2 separate regions of the Mus musculus genome follow, and region 1 is linked to region 2. Evidence: chromatin contacts called from ENCODE Hi-C or POLR2A ChIA-PET data. All regions are on one chromosome and are shown on one strand. The core of a region is the stretch at or near the end of the contact, and the rest is flanking DNA. Distances in the headings are between cores, read along the strand shown. Region 1 holds the start of Uba2 (ubiquitin-like modifier activating enzyme 2). Region 2 holds the start of Wtip (WT1-interacting protein).

Region 1 (6,261 bases), core at 1,889-4,388, 35 kb after region 2:
GGGGAAGTTACCTGAGCCTTTGATCTTCCCACATGTTTCTTTTGAAACAAGAACTGCCTGTTGAGGTTGCTGACATCGATAGTGTCCAGATCAATCTACAAATAAAGAAAGGGAGGTAAATCCCAATTTCTGAGCAACACCGCTGTCTTCACTGTGCTTAACCCAGAGCTTACCTGCAGCCAGTGCTTTCCTGGACAACTCACACCCAATTGTTGACCAGATAACAACTGCATTTAAACATTACGGGAAGAACAGCACTTAAGTCAAAGGTAACCTCAAAAATGCATTAAGGATGGCTAATTTTTTTTTGTTTATTTAACCATGATCAATGCAAATATTTCAGGGAATTCCTTAGATATCATAAAAGATTTGATTAAAAATATAAAAAGCCGGGTGTGGTGGCGCACGCCTTTTGATCCCAGCACTCGGGAGGCAGGGGCAGGCAGATTTCTGAGTTCGAGGCCAGCCTGGTCTACAGAGTGAATTCCAGGACAGCCAGGGCTACACAGAGAAACCCTGTCTCGAAAAAAAACCAAAAAATAAAAAATAAAAAAATAAAATAAAATAAAATTTTCTGGGTGGGCAAGGTGGTGCAATCAGTTACCTGTTAGCTGAAGGTCAGCCTGGTCTCCATAATGAGTTCCAGACCAACCAGGGCTACAAACAGAGACTCTGCCTCAAAATTCAGTAAATAAGTAGTTTTCTAGGCCAAGGAGATTGAAGGCAGTAAAGTGGCTGCCCTGGGGCTGGAGACATGGCTCAGCAGTTACTAGCACTGGCTGCTCTTCCAGAGGTCCTGAGTTCAATTCCCAGCAACCACATGGTGGCTCACAACCATCCATAATTGGGTCTGATGCCCTCTTCTGGCGTGTCTGAAGACAGCTAAAGTGTACTCACTGTACTCACATATATTAAATAAATAAATCTTAAAAAAAAAAAAAGCGGCTGCACTGCCAGCTACAAGGAGCAGAGTTTGATACTTCAAAAGCCACGTTAAAACAAGCTGGGCACAGTGGCAAGCCTTTGCAATTCCAGAGCCAGGGCAGTGGGGCTAGGAGGAATTCCTGGACTCACTAGCCAGTTAGCCTAGTACATCTGCAGAGTTCCAGGGTAGAAAGAGACCCTGCCTCAGTAACTGCTCGACAATGCCCAGGGAGAACGAACCTTGAAGTTGTCCTCTGGCCTCCACACACAAAAAACACCCATCTGTCTGATAATTTCTGATTTCCCGTGCCATGTCATTTCTCATTAAGCAATATGGAGCATGTTAGTTACTTTCATTCTTTCTTTTTTTTTGAGATGGTTTCTCTGTGTAACAGCCTCAGATCCCCTGGAACTCTCTTTGTAGACCAGGCTGGCCTGGAACATACAGAATACAGAGGTCAGTCTGCCTCTGCCTCCTAGTGCTGGAATTAAAGATGTAAGCCACCACACTCACGTTAATTCCTTATCTACACATTCACTCAGGATTACTTGAGGGCTGTTGAAGAAAATGCCCTATGTATGGTAAAATAAATAAGTAAAGTAAAATCTAGTCTAGGAGCCGTCGTAGATGGCTAAACAGTTAAGAGTGCTGGCTGCTCTTGCATAGGACCAGGGGTTCAATTTTCAGGCTCAACATGGTGAGTCACAGCCATTGCTAACACCAGCTCCAGGGATCCAACGCCCCCTTCTGGCCTCTGGGGGCACCAGGCACAGACACAATGCAGGCAAATGGCCCATACACGTAAAATAAAGGAAAAAGTTTAAAGTAAAATTAAATTTTAATCTAATTGCTACTTTAAAGGGGAAAAGAATTAACATCATTTACATTCTATTTCAACAAACTTACATAAGCAACAAAATGTTCTCATCATCAAACATTCTAAAGTTTAGAGTAGTATGGGAAAATTATGGAACATAATCATTGAAATATTCATTTGTACTTCAAAGTTCACTATAAAAATTTAACCAAAGAAAATTAAAACAGAGAACAAGCATTTACTTTTTCAATTCACTCCTGTCTATTGAAAAATCTACTCTTAAAATAGCATCAAGCGTCACTAGCATATTATGGATTATACTATTTTCTATGGACCAAAACTGGGTGTGAAGCCTGACCAATGAAGAATGTTTCCCTCCAATTCTGCCTCAGCTGAAACCCTGACACCTGCAATTTCATCCCGTGTTTCTGTTAAACCTTAAGGCATCTTCAATTCACATCCAAGGTTCATATAATATCTCCAACACATTCACAAATTACAGGGGTTTCCTGTCATTGCACATTACGCTAACGCAAAACTTAAGAATCCTGACAACCAAAAAAAAAAATTTTTTTTTAATTTCTTGGGTAAGATGTTGCTACGTAGCCCAAGCGGACCTCAAACTTCCAGTTCTACAGTCTCTCGATGCACGGATTACAGTCTGTCACCCAATCCTGCAAACCCCAGGGAGTATCTATAATGACATAAACACGGATCTGCACGATGCCCAGACCAGAGGAGCGCGAGCCCCAAGGAGTCTAACCAGCCACTTACGGCGTGCCCCCAGGGTAAGTTACTCAACCTCATAGCGTCTCACTTTCCTCATCTGTTAAAAATAAAACGGGATGCAGACAGCACTTGCAACCTGAGGGCCGGTGGCAGACTCGGGAATGAATGCACGTGTGCACGCCCGGCGTGCTGTGGCTGGTGGCTGCAAACCGCTCGGCCGCGGGATCGTTATTTTAAGTTGGAGAATATTTGAATTAAAGTCACAGCATCTACAGGGTCTCTTCTTGCATCCCAGTGTAACTGGGGAAACTGCCTCGGGAGGCGGCGCGCGCAGGCCCAGGGAGCCGAGGGCCGCGAACAGGAGGTCCGGAGAGCCGGAGTCCCGCGTCCCACCAACCCGCTTCCCGCACGGTGATCCTAACCCCAGGCCTCTCGGGCCGCGCCGCCCTGACTCCCGCCCGGAACCGGGCCCCGCAGGCAGACCGCCATTCACCCGGAGCCCGGGCCTCACCAGGTCGATGTGGGAGAAGCCAGTGAGCACCAGGTTCTTGAGCAGCTCACAGCCGATCCCACCCGCGCCAACCACCAGCACCCGGCCGCCGGACACCGCCTCGGCCAGCTCCCGGGGCAACCCCCGCGACAGTGCCATGGCGGGACGTCTACGAGCCGCCTCACAGTCGGAGGCGGGAGAACCAGAGCGGCAGCCGGAAGTCGGTGGGGGAAGGGCAGCGCAGCTTCCGCTCCTGCGCAGTGCGGCCGCCATCCCGCCCCGGGATGGGCTCAGGCGACACCCTGAGTCCTGGGATTACTTCTCACACAATTCCAGAGGAACACAAACCAGCTCTCAGCCTGAGATGCCTAGGGTCACCTTCTAAAGACCTCGGTTTGAATTCCCAACAAAAGCTCTTTATTTAAAGGTTAAAAAAGCTATGACCCGGCCGGGAAGTGGTGGCACACGAGGAGGATTTCTGAGTTCGAGGCCAGCATGGTCTACAGAGTGAGTTCCAGGACAGCCAGGGCTACACAGAGAAGAAACCCTGTCTCGAAAAAACAAAAGAAAGAAAGAAAAAAAAGCAGGAAACACATATTAAACGACATACAACATAGCCACATTTATCAATATACTCCATGAGCTGGACCGATGGCCCAGAGGTTAAGCGCACATACTGCTACTGCAGAGGACCTGAGTTCAGCTGTCAGCATTCATATTAGGCAGCTCAACACTACCTGTAACTCCACCTACTAGGGATCTAACACACTCTTCTGGCCTCAGCAGGAAAACAGACACACATACTGCTTACATCCTCACAAATACATTCTCATACACATAACAAAAAATAACAATAAACCTTACAACTATATTCCAATATTAAAATTTTCAGCAATGCAAAAACTGCTATTATTTTTGCACCCACCAAATTGATGAAATATACTGTGGCTTTTGTCAACCACTCATGACTGCTAACGCTCTTGCTTCTGTTGACCATTGTTTGTCAATCATTCATGGCTGGTAACACTCTGAGGATAAGCCATGGAGCTAGAATGCCTCAGATGGAAATCAGGTCACAGAAACACTAATTTTCCTCTACTTTTCTGTCTTGGAACTGACTGTAAAGAAGTTCTCTGATTCACGCTGACTCCGGTACAGTCAGCATCAGTTATGAGACTGTTTCCTGTGTGTCTGCCACATGTACACACACTACATGTGGAGGCTAGTGTGCCCTTCCCCCCAGCCTTGAGCTGGCTGAATCAGACCGGTTTCTGCCACAGTAGGCTAGCCCACCCAGGGTGGAGTCTTCTGACCTAGGTGAAGTCTTTTGTCTGCCACATCTGCAGCTTCCTGCAAGAAGCTACCTGCAGAACAGCTGAGCTTGCTTTCCTGAGGTGATCCTGACAAAGTGGGGGATGGGTCTCCCCCCTTTAAATTTAAGACTATATTGAGCCTTGTTCAGAGAACTTTGCCTTGGCTTGTTATTTCTCTAGTCATCCTTCCCATCCATCCCCAGCTTTCCTTTCAGGAACCCAGTAACCCATGGCCACTGGCAGCTGCAGGCTAGAGGAGAATTCTGGGTATCATACTCTATCACTTTCCACCTAGGGTTTTGTTTGTTTGTTTGTTTTCATCGAGACAGGGTTTCTCTGTATAGTCCTGGCTGTCCTGGAACTCACTTTGTAGACCAGGCTGGCCTCAAACTCAGAAATCCGCCTGTCTCTGCCTCCCAAGTGCTGGGATTAAAGGCATGCACCACCACCGCCCAACAGTTTTGTTTTGTTTTGTTTTGTTTTAAGATTTATTTATTTACTTTATGTATGTGTATATACTGTAGCTGTACAGATAATTGTGAGCCTTCAACTGGTTTTGGGGAATTGAATTTAGGACCTCTGCTCACTCTTGTCAGCCCTGCTCGCTCCATCCCTGCTTGCTCCAGCCCAGAAATTTATTTATTATTATAAATAAGTACACTGTAGCTGTCTTCAGACACACCAGGAGATGGCATCAGATCTCATTACAGGTGGTTGTGAGCCGCCATGTGGTTGCTGGGATTTGAACTCAGGACCTTCAGAAGAGCGGTCAGTGTTCTTACCCACTGAGCCATCTCACCAGCTCTCCACCTGGCTTTTATTTTTATGTGTGCGTGTGCATCATGTGCATGCAGGAGCCTGGAGAGGTCAGAAGAGGGCTTCAGACCTCCTGGAACCAGAACTCAAGATGGTTGTAAGCTACCTTGACGATGCTAAAAAAAAAAAGCATGGTCCTCTGCAAGGGCAGTCAGTGCTCTTAACCACTGAACCCACCATATTTGGTATCTTTGTGCATCTGTCTGTGGTTCTGATTCTCAGTTCATGCTTACCAAAGAAAACAGTAACTCTAAAGACAAAAAACAGAGAAAAATCCTGTTTGAACTGTCTTTCTATGCAGCTGATTGGCTCACCAACCACACCCAGGCTGGCCTAGAGGATTTCTTAGGCTGCTACCCAGATGCTGCAAGTGTAGGAAGGACAAGAGGGCCTTTCCAGGGTGGAGATCACTCCTGTATATAGGCTGAGCTTTCTGTCAGAATGGCCCCACCTCTGAAAAGCCTCATCCAGAAGCTAACCTAACAGACACCCTTTCCAGGGGACTGGATGTTTTTTTTTTTTTTTTGTAGCAGTGAGATTTGCTATGCCTCTTTGGCTCCTGGAGGAATACAAGGGCGCAGCCACCCACCCAGGAACACACACATACACACAGACACAGACACAGACACAGACACAGACACAGACACAGACACACACACACACACACACACACACACACACACACACTAGCTTATTTTTAAATGCCTTGGCTAGCTCAAAGGTTAGACAATTCTAATCCTCCACCCTGCTATCATATATTTCCCTCTAGTCCTTCTGACTCAACACCCTCTAAATCTATGATCTTTGCTGTCCTGTTCTTTCTGGGAGCCCCCCCTCCCCGTCTTTGCTGCCCAAAATGCTTCTGGGCAGCCCTTCAAGGGGCCACATTCCTTCTTACCTACCTTTTGGATGATTTTCTTTCTGTAGCTTTAAATCTGATCCATCTCCTTCCAAAACCTGGATCTGTTAATTGGTAATTCTGTCTTCTTTCTCTCCCTCCCTCCCTCCCTCCCTCCCTCCCTTTCTCTCTCCTAGTCCATGGAAATCTAAGGATCTGGCCCATTTTCCTTTGCTTAGCCAATAGCTACTGGTATCATTATTGATCGATCAAAACCCAATTGGGGACAAGGACCTTCAGTGTTTGGACATGAAGATTCCCAATCAAATCAAA
Region 2 (6,784 bases), core at 4,035-6,534:
ACAGACATTCCCATTCACTTGACTAAATCACAGAAATCAACACTGGAAGTTGGGGGCGGGGAGGCCAGGTATGGTAGCATACATCTTTAATTCCAGCACTTGGGAGGCAGAGGCCGGCAGGTTCCTATAAGGCCAGCCTGGTCTATTCAAGAAGTTCTAGACCAGCCAAGGCTAGATAACAAGATGCTGTCTCAAAATATAAAAAAAATACAGGTCTGGAGAGCACTGGTTAAGAGCACTGGCTGACTGGCTGCTCCTGAAAAAGGACCAGCTGGGGTTTGATTCCCAACACCACAATGGATGCTCACAATCATGTGTAACTCCAGTCCCAGGGGGTCTGACACCATCTTCTGACCTCTGTGGGAACTAGGCACACATACTTACATGCAGACAAAATATTCATACATAAAAAATAAAAATCTTAAAAAAAAAAAAAAAACCAACAACAAGCTGGGCAGACTCAGAAAGCAGAAGCAGGTGGATCTCTGTGAGTTCGAGGCCAGCCTGGTGAGTAAGTTCCACGACAGCTGGGCTACACAGAGAAACCCTGTCTTAAAAAACAACAAATATTCCAGGACAGCCAGAGCTATACAGAGAAACCCTGTCTCAAAAAAAAAAAAAAAAAAAAAAACCAACAAATAAATAAAATAAACACAAAGAACTAAGATGGAAAGGAGGTAAGATGAAAGGGCAGAGGGAATTGATGCTACATGGACTTAGAAGTTTGTGCTTTAAAAAAAAAATATTCATTTGTGTACATGTGCACACACATGACTATGTGTGCACAGACATGACTATGTGTGCACACATGAGACATGTATGGTCAGAAGACTACTTACAGGAGTCAGTTCTCTCCTTTCTACCATGCAGATTCTGAGACTCAAATGTGGGTAGACAGGCTTGGGAACAAGTTGCTTCTTTAGCCTCAGAGGCATCTCAGCCCCCCACCCCCATGTGTGTCTGGACGTGTGTGTGTGTGTGTGTGTGTGTGTGTGCATGTGAAAGATCCTTCTACAGATTTATAACCAAAAGAAAAGGGCCAATGGAAAGAGGAAAACTTAAGTTGGAGGAAGAGGTCAGAGAGATCAGAATGGTACCCTCTCAGGTGGCAGACTGGCTGTGTACTGAGGCAGAGGGAGAAACAGGAAGCCAGGCCACAAAGACTGAACTTGGGGACCTCAGTATTCTGAGTGAAGTGGAAAGCAGGATGGGTGTCAAGAGACCAGAAAGCTGTTGAACATAAAAGCAAAGTGACTAAGGCTAGGGGCAACACACAAAGTCCTACAAACCCACTTAGGTCAAAAACAGGCCAGTGAAATGGCTCAGAGGGTCTTGCAGCTAAGCCTGACAACCTGGGTTCAAGCCTCAAAACCTACATAGTAAAGGAAAAGAACCAACTCCCACGAGTTAAGTCTGTGACCTCTATACACATATATACATGCCAGAGCATTCATGTGTCTACACACACACACACACACACACACACACACACACGTCACACAGTGGGAAGAGCTGGAACCAAAGGCTGCTAAGAGAAGCAAACACAGAGTATGGCCTAGGAGCCTTAGCAGTAGATGGTCAGTTCAGGGGCCTGAGGCTGTTGGCCTCCATCAGACAGCAGAACTGGGGAGAAGACACAGGGGTACCAAGAGGTCAGCTGACACAGAGCCTATGGAGGAGGGAGCTAGGGATGGAACAGACAGAAGAACACACTATAGACAAGGTTCTTAGAAGTCAGACTTCCTTCTGTAAGAGGTGCTTATTCAGGTCAAAAGATTTGAAACAGGGATGGCGAGATGGCTCAGCCATTAAGCGCACTGACTGCTCCTCTGCCGGTCCCAAGTTCAACTCCCAGCAACCACATGGTGGCTCACAACCATTCGTAATGAGATCTGATGCCCTCTTATGGAGTGTCTGAAGTCAGCTACAGTACTTAAGAAATAATAAATAAATCTTAAAAAAAAAAAAAGGAGAAAAAAAAAGATTTGAAACTTTTTAAACTGCAAGCTGGATAGGATGGCACGTGCCTGTATTCCCAGCGATTGGAAGGCTGTAGCAAAAAGAGTTCAAGGCTAACCTAAGCTAAGACTCTGGCCTCTAAATTAAATTTTTAAAAAGTGAAATGAACACATTTTTGTTTTCTGTTTTGCTGTCCAGGTCTCATTTTGTAGCACAGGCTGGCCTGGAACGCATAATGGTTCTGTTTCAGTTTTCCAAATGCTTGTTTACTATACCTAGAAACTGCCATTTCTGTAACTCAAAAACCCCAACTGATATCAAACACATAGTTTAACCGAAATTGCACATTTTTAAGAACCAGAAAAAAGGCATATTTTTGGTTTAGGGAGTGAGAGCTAGCATTTAGAGCAGGTATCACGTCTCAAACCTGTGACCCTAGCATTCAGGAGGCTGAGGCAGGAAGATGGTTACTTGGTGGTCAGACTGGCATACAGAGTGAGGCCCTAGCTAAAAAGGGGGACTGAGGACACTGTTCATTTGCCTGAGTACTTGCCTTGCATGCATGAAGGCCAAGGTTCCATCCTCATCACCCCATAATCTAGCTGATTGTGCTGTGCACACCTGCAATCCCAATGCTTGGGGTTTAGGCTTGGGAAAGGCTGTCCTGAGCTCCGGAGCACATTCTGGAGCAGCTTGCACTAGATGAGAGCTTATTCAGAGAGGGAAACCTCTATAATCAGCCAGCGCAGTCTCCTGTGTGGCTAACAGGGCTAAAGCTGAGCCCTCGGTGCTCTTTAGAAAGGATCCTCACCTCCAGCAGTTTTGGGCTATAGTGTCTTTACCCTCACATTAAATACCCAGCATAATACGCAGACTTGAGAGTGGCCACAGGGGCCAACAGACAGACCAATGCTGAGCCTCTAAGTGTGCACGGGCCAGAAGATGATCAGATGCTCAACCAAGAGCACAGAGAGTATCCGGCTGAAATGTCTCAATTTGGCTCCTGGCAGAAGGTCAGTTTTTCACTCACCTCCTACTCCCAGGCCATTTACAGCAGCCATCACCTCGGCTAAACCACAGATTCCCCATCCTGACTTCTCACGTCATCAGATCAAGCATCTCATTCCAAAGCCAAACCACTCTAGCCCGTGCATGCCCTTGACCATCCTGGGCTACAACCTTCTCATACCCTCACTTTCTTCCTCCACCCTGGAAAACACCCACACGACCTGCTAAGGTCTACTCCCCTAAGATCTACTTCAAAGCATCGTGGAGCTGCTAGCTCTACTGAATGTGAGACAGCTCAGACTCAGCCAGCCCTGTCCCAGGCTTGCTAACCATACACATCCCCAAGCCAGCTTCACTCCCTGTACCTGACTCACCTAACTGTTGTGCCAAGAAAAGCCATCAGAGACTTTGGGGCCTTGCTAATGCATGTGATTTCTTTACCAGGGCTGTTATGAGTCAGAGTCCCTTTCTTTGGTATTTAATGATATAAAGTCTATTTTCTGTTGCCACTTTTTGAAGCACAGTCTGACTTTGTAGCCTTGACTGTTTGGGAACTACATGTAGACGAGGCTGGCTTTAAACTATCCTACTGTTCCTGAACCCCCAGTGCTGGCATCACAGGTCTGTACCAACCATGCCAAGCTAAAGGGTGACGTCTGAACGCGTATTTTTCTTTGTATTTTTTCTATCTATGTGTAACCAGATGTAAGGCTGGTTTGTGGTTTTGTTTATTTGCTTTGCCTTGCTGGAAAACAAACCTAGGGCAGTGATAGGCAAGTGCTCTATCACAGAGCTACCCCCCTAGCTCGGTATTCTTGTAGGAAATATCCTGTTTATAAGACCTAGCCCAGAGAAGCCTTGAATGCTTGCCTTGGTCCTGTAGCCTCACACAGTTCCACCTACAGCCTCTACCAGCACTGAAGTCTCAGTCACACAGGTTCAGGGGTACCCGGGGAACCCCATCTTTCTGCCCCTATCCATGCCTCAGTTGGAAGGGGAGACGCTTCCGTTCTGCTCTTCATCAAACTTTATTAGGGGCAATACTAGGGATGAAGAAGAATGCCCAGCAAAGGAGCTTAAGAATGGGTCAGCAGTAAGAGCTTGGTGCTCTTGCAGAAGACTCAACTTCTCAACGGAGAAGACTCAGTTCCCAATACTGCTCACAACCAGACTCCAGTTCCAGGAATCTGACACCTTCTGACCTCCCGAGGTACTTTCAATATACACCTAACTGAATCTTTTGCAGAGTCCATATGTCTCTACTCCTAGAACTTCAGAGTCGGGGGCAGGAAGACAGGCCAGTCTAAGCTACAGAGTGAAACCTTGTCTCTAAGTAAATAATCATTTTTTTAAGTGTCCAGAAAACAGGTTAGGCTGTCAATCAGCCTGATTTTGTCTGGATCCCACCCCTCACCCACCCCCACCCCACCCCCGCCTCAAGTCAGGAAGCGCCGGGCATCTCCGCATCCGTGGCTGGAGAACAGCCCTTACCAGAACCCCGGGACCCCCGACCCAGACCCTGGCCCGCGCACGCTCACCAAAGTAGTCTCGCGCCGTGCGCGCCTCGAGCGCGCGCTCCAGTTCCCGCGTGAGCGCCTCCAGCCGCCGCTCGGCCGCACTCGGGCCGCCCTCCCGGCCCGGGGGCAGCGGCAGCGACGGCAACGGGAAGGGGAACTGGGCAGGCTCCGGAGAGCGGGCGGGCGCCGGGCCGACGCCGGGCGGCAGCAGGTCTGCACAGGCGCCCGCTGAGCCACGGGAACCCAGGCTGGACACGCTGGAGCGCGCGCTGCCCCCCGACGGCGGCCCGGGGCCGGGGCCGTGGCGCTGGTCATAGCCCAGGCTGATACCGCTCGAGCGCGCGCTGCCGCCGTCCGAGCCCGCGAGGCTGGCGCGCGGGCCTCGCTCGGGGCGGCTCGGGACGTCGGGCGCGGCCTCGGGGCCGCCGCAGCCACCCTTGCCTCGGCGGCCCGACGCTGGCGCCGCCTCGTCCACGGCCCTCGGCCCGCGCCGCACGCGCCCTGGGGAGCCGGCGGTCGGCTCCGACTCGCGCAGGCCCAGCCCGGCCAGGAGCAGAGCCGCGTCGTCCGCGGCCGTCCGCGAGCGCTGCATGGCCGTCGGCCCGCCGCGGCGCGTCACCTCCGCCTCCGCCGCCCGCCGCCGCCGCTCCGGCAGCGCCGCCGCATCGTCCGCCGGCCCGCAGCCCGCCCCGGGACCCCTGGGCGCGGGGCGGGGCGGGGCCCGGGTCGCGGTCGCTCGGCGTGGGCCGCACTCTCGCGCGGGGCCGTGGCGGGGAGGGAGGGAGGAACGGAGGCGCGCGGCGGAGGAATGCGCGCGCAGCTCGGGGCCGCGCCCCCTCCGCTTCGAGACCGCGCGCAGGGGGCGGGGGGACGGAGGGACTCCTTTGCCCCGTCAGGAATGTGAGGAAGGAGACTGCGCAGCGGCCTCTGGAATGTGGGGGGGGGCGGCGACGGCCCGGCCGAGGGGTGCGCAGACTTCGCGAGGACGCGGGCGGGACAGCGGTGGCCCAGGCTCTGGTCCACCCCGAGGCCTCAGGGCACATTCCAGATTCCCCCCCCACCCCCAGGCTGAGCCCCGAGCCCACATCCTCCCTCCCCATATTCCTCCCTGGCCCTCTGCTAAAGGAACACAGCCTGATGCTGCCTGCTTTGTGCCACATGGATGTGACACCAACGTGGGAATTCTGGCAGTTTCAAAACACAGTGTAAGGATTCTAGCAAAGTCTAGGTATAACCGTCCCAATTACACATTCTGGGACTTAGAAAAGAATCACGGGATGAGTTCCGGGACCCATTGTAAGTGTGACTTCCACCAAAATTCTTTTAGGCTGGAGCCATGGCTCAGAGGTTAGGAGAGTTTGTTGCTCTTGCAGGGGACCCAAATTCAGTTCTCAGCATCCACACGATGGTTCACAACTCTCCTTAACTCCAGTTCGAAGAAATCTGACCACCTCTTCCACTGCTAGGCATGAACGTCGTGCATGATGTACAAGCAAGCAAAACAAGCCTGTTTATCAACTGGCATCCCTACTTTAATTGGAGAGCCATAATGAGTCTAAGGGTTTTTTGTTTGTTTGTTTGTTTGTTTGTTTGTTTTTTCCGATGTGAGGGGACTCTCAGAATTATTGTCAATTTAGAACCAGTATCCACTAGGCCTTGGAAAATCCAGTTGTTTCCTTTTCTCCGTGTTAGTTACCCTGGTAGAAGGAAGCAGGCTGAACGTGAGACTCCCATATTGTATCTTACCCCAAACCCACAAACAAACAAAAATCTGTCTTACCCTGCAAGAGCTGTCATGGGAAAGAAAACCAAACCTCATGTGTTGTGTCCCAGTAATCAGGAAAACAGTTTTAAAGGAAAGCCCTTCACTTCCAGACTCCCTTTTCTCAGAGGGGGATGGTAACATGCCCCAGTACCAGGGGAAGGGAGCTTGTTGGCAGCAGACTGACCTACCCAGATGCACAGAAGCCTGGCCTTCACTGTGCAAAGAGCCAGCTGGGACACCTGCTTCCCAGATGGAAGGGAAACTGTAGTGTCTGGCCCATCCCCCCCAACCCGCCCTCCAACCTCCCCACACACACATGCACCTCCTAGGACCTAAGGAATTCCAGCTCTGCCTTATGCACACAAGGTGTGGAAGCAAGTATTTGAGGAACAAATGTCCAGTCAGGAGAGCCACCTCATGGTCCAATGAGAAAGGAGAAACCATTTGACCGGTGATCCCATTTCACTGATCACATTTATCAGCCATTTAAAAGTGAAAATGTTGGGGGCCAGTGAAAAGCCTCCAGAAGGTAAAA

The links. A loop is a pair of places that touch in the nucleus more often than their neighbours do. ChIA-PET counts read pairs that join two places held with the same protein, here RNA polymerase II (POLR2A).
Region 1: a loop to region 2 is called in a map of heart, with 3 times the contacts of the local background. The contact joins the promoter of Uba2 here to the promoter of Wtip in region 2. A Hi-C loop is called at or near these places in 2 of 37 maps with a recorded cell type or tissue (both heart). POLR2A ChIA-PET finds 5 or more read pairs at or near these places in 3 of 5 experiments (Patski and embryonic stem cell).

The regions. Positions count from the first base shown.
Region 1 is chr7:34,165,391-34,171,651 of GRCm38, forward strand. It overlaps Uba2 (ubiquitin-like modifier activating enzyme 2), which reads right to left and starts at 3,139. Exons shown (of 17, transcript NM_016682.2): 1 at 2,983-3,139; 2 at 12-95. The coding sequence starts at 3,120.
Region 2 is chr7:34,127,984-34,134,767 of GRCm38, forward strand. Wtip (WT1-interacting protein) reads right to left here and starts at 5,285. Exons shown (of 8, transcript NM_207212.2): 1 at 4,506-5,285. The coding sequence starts at 5,076.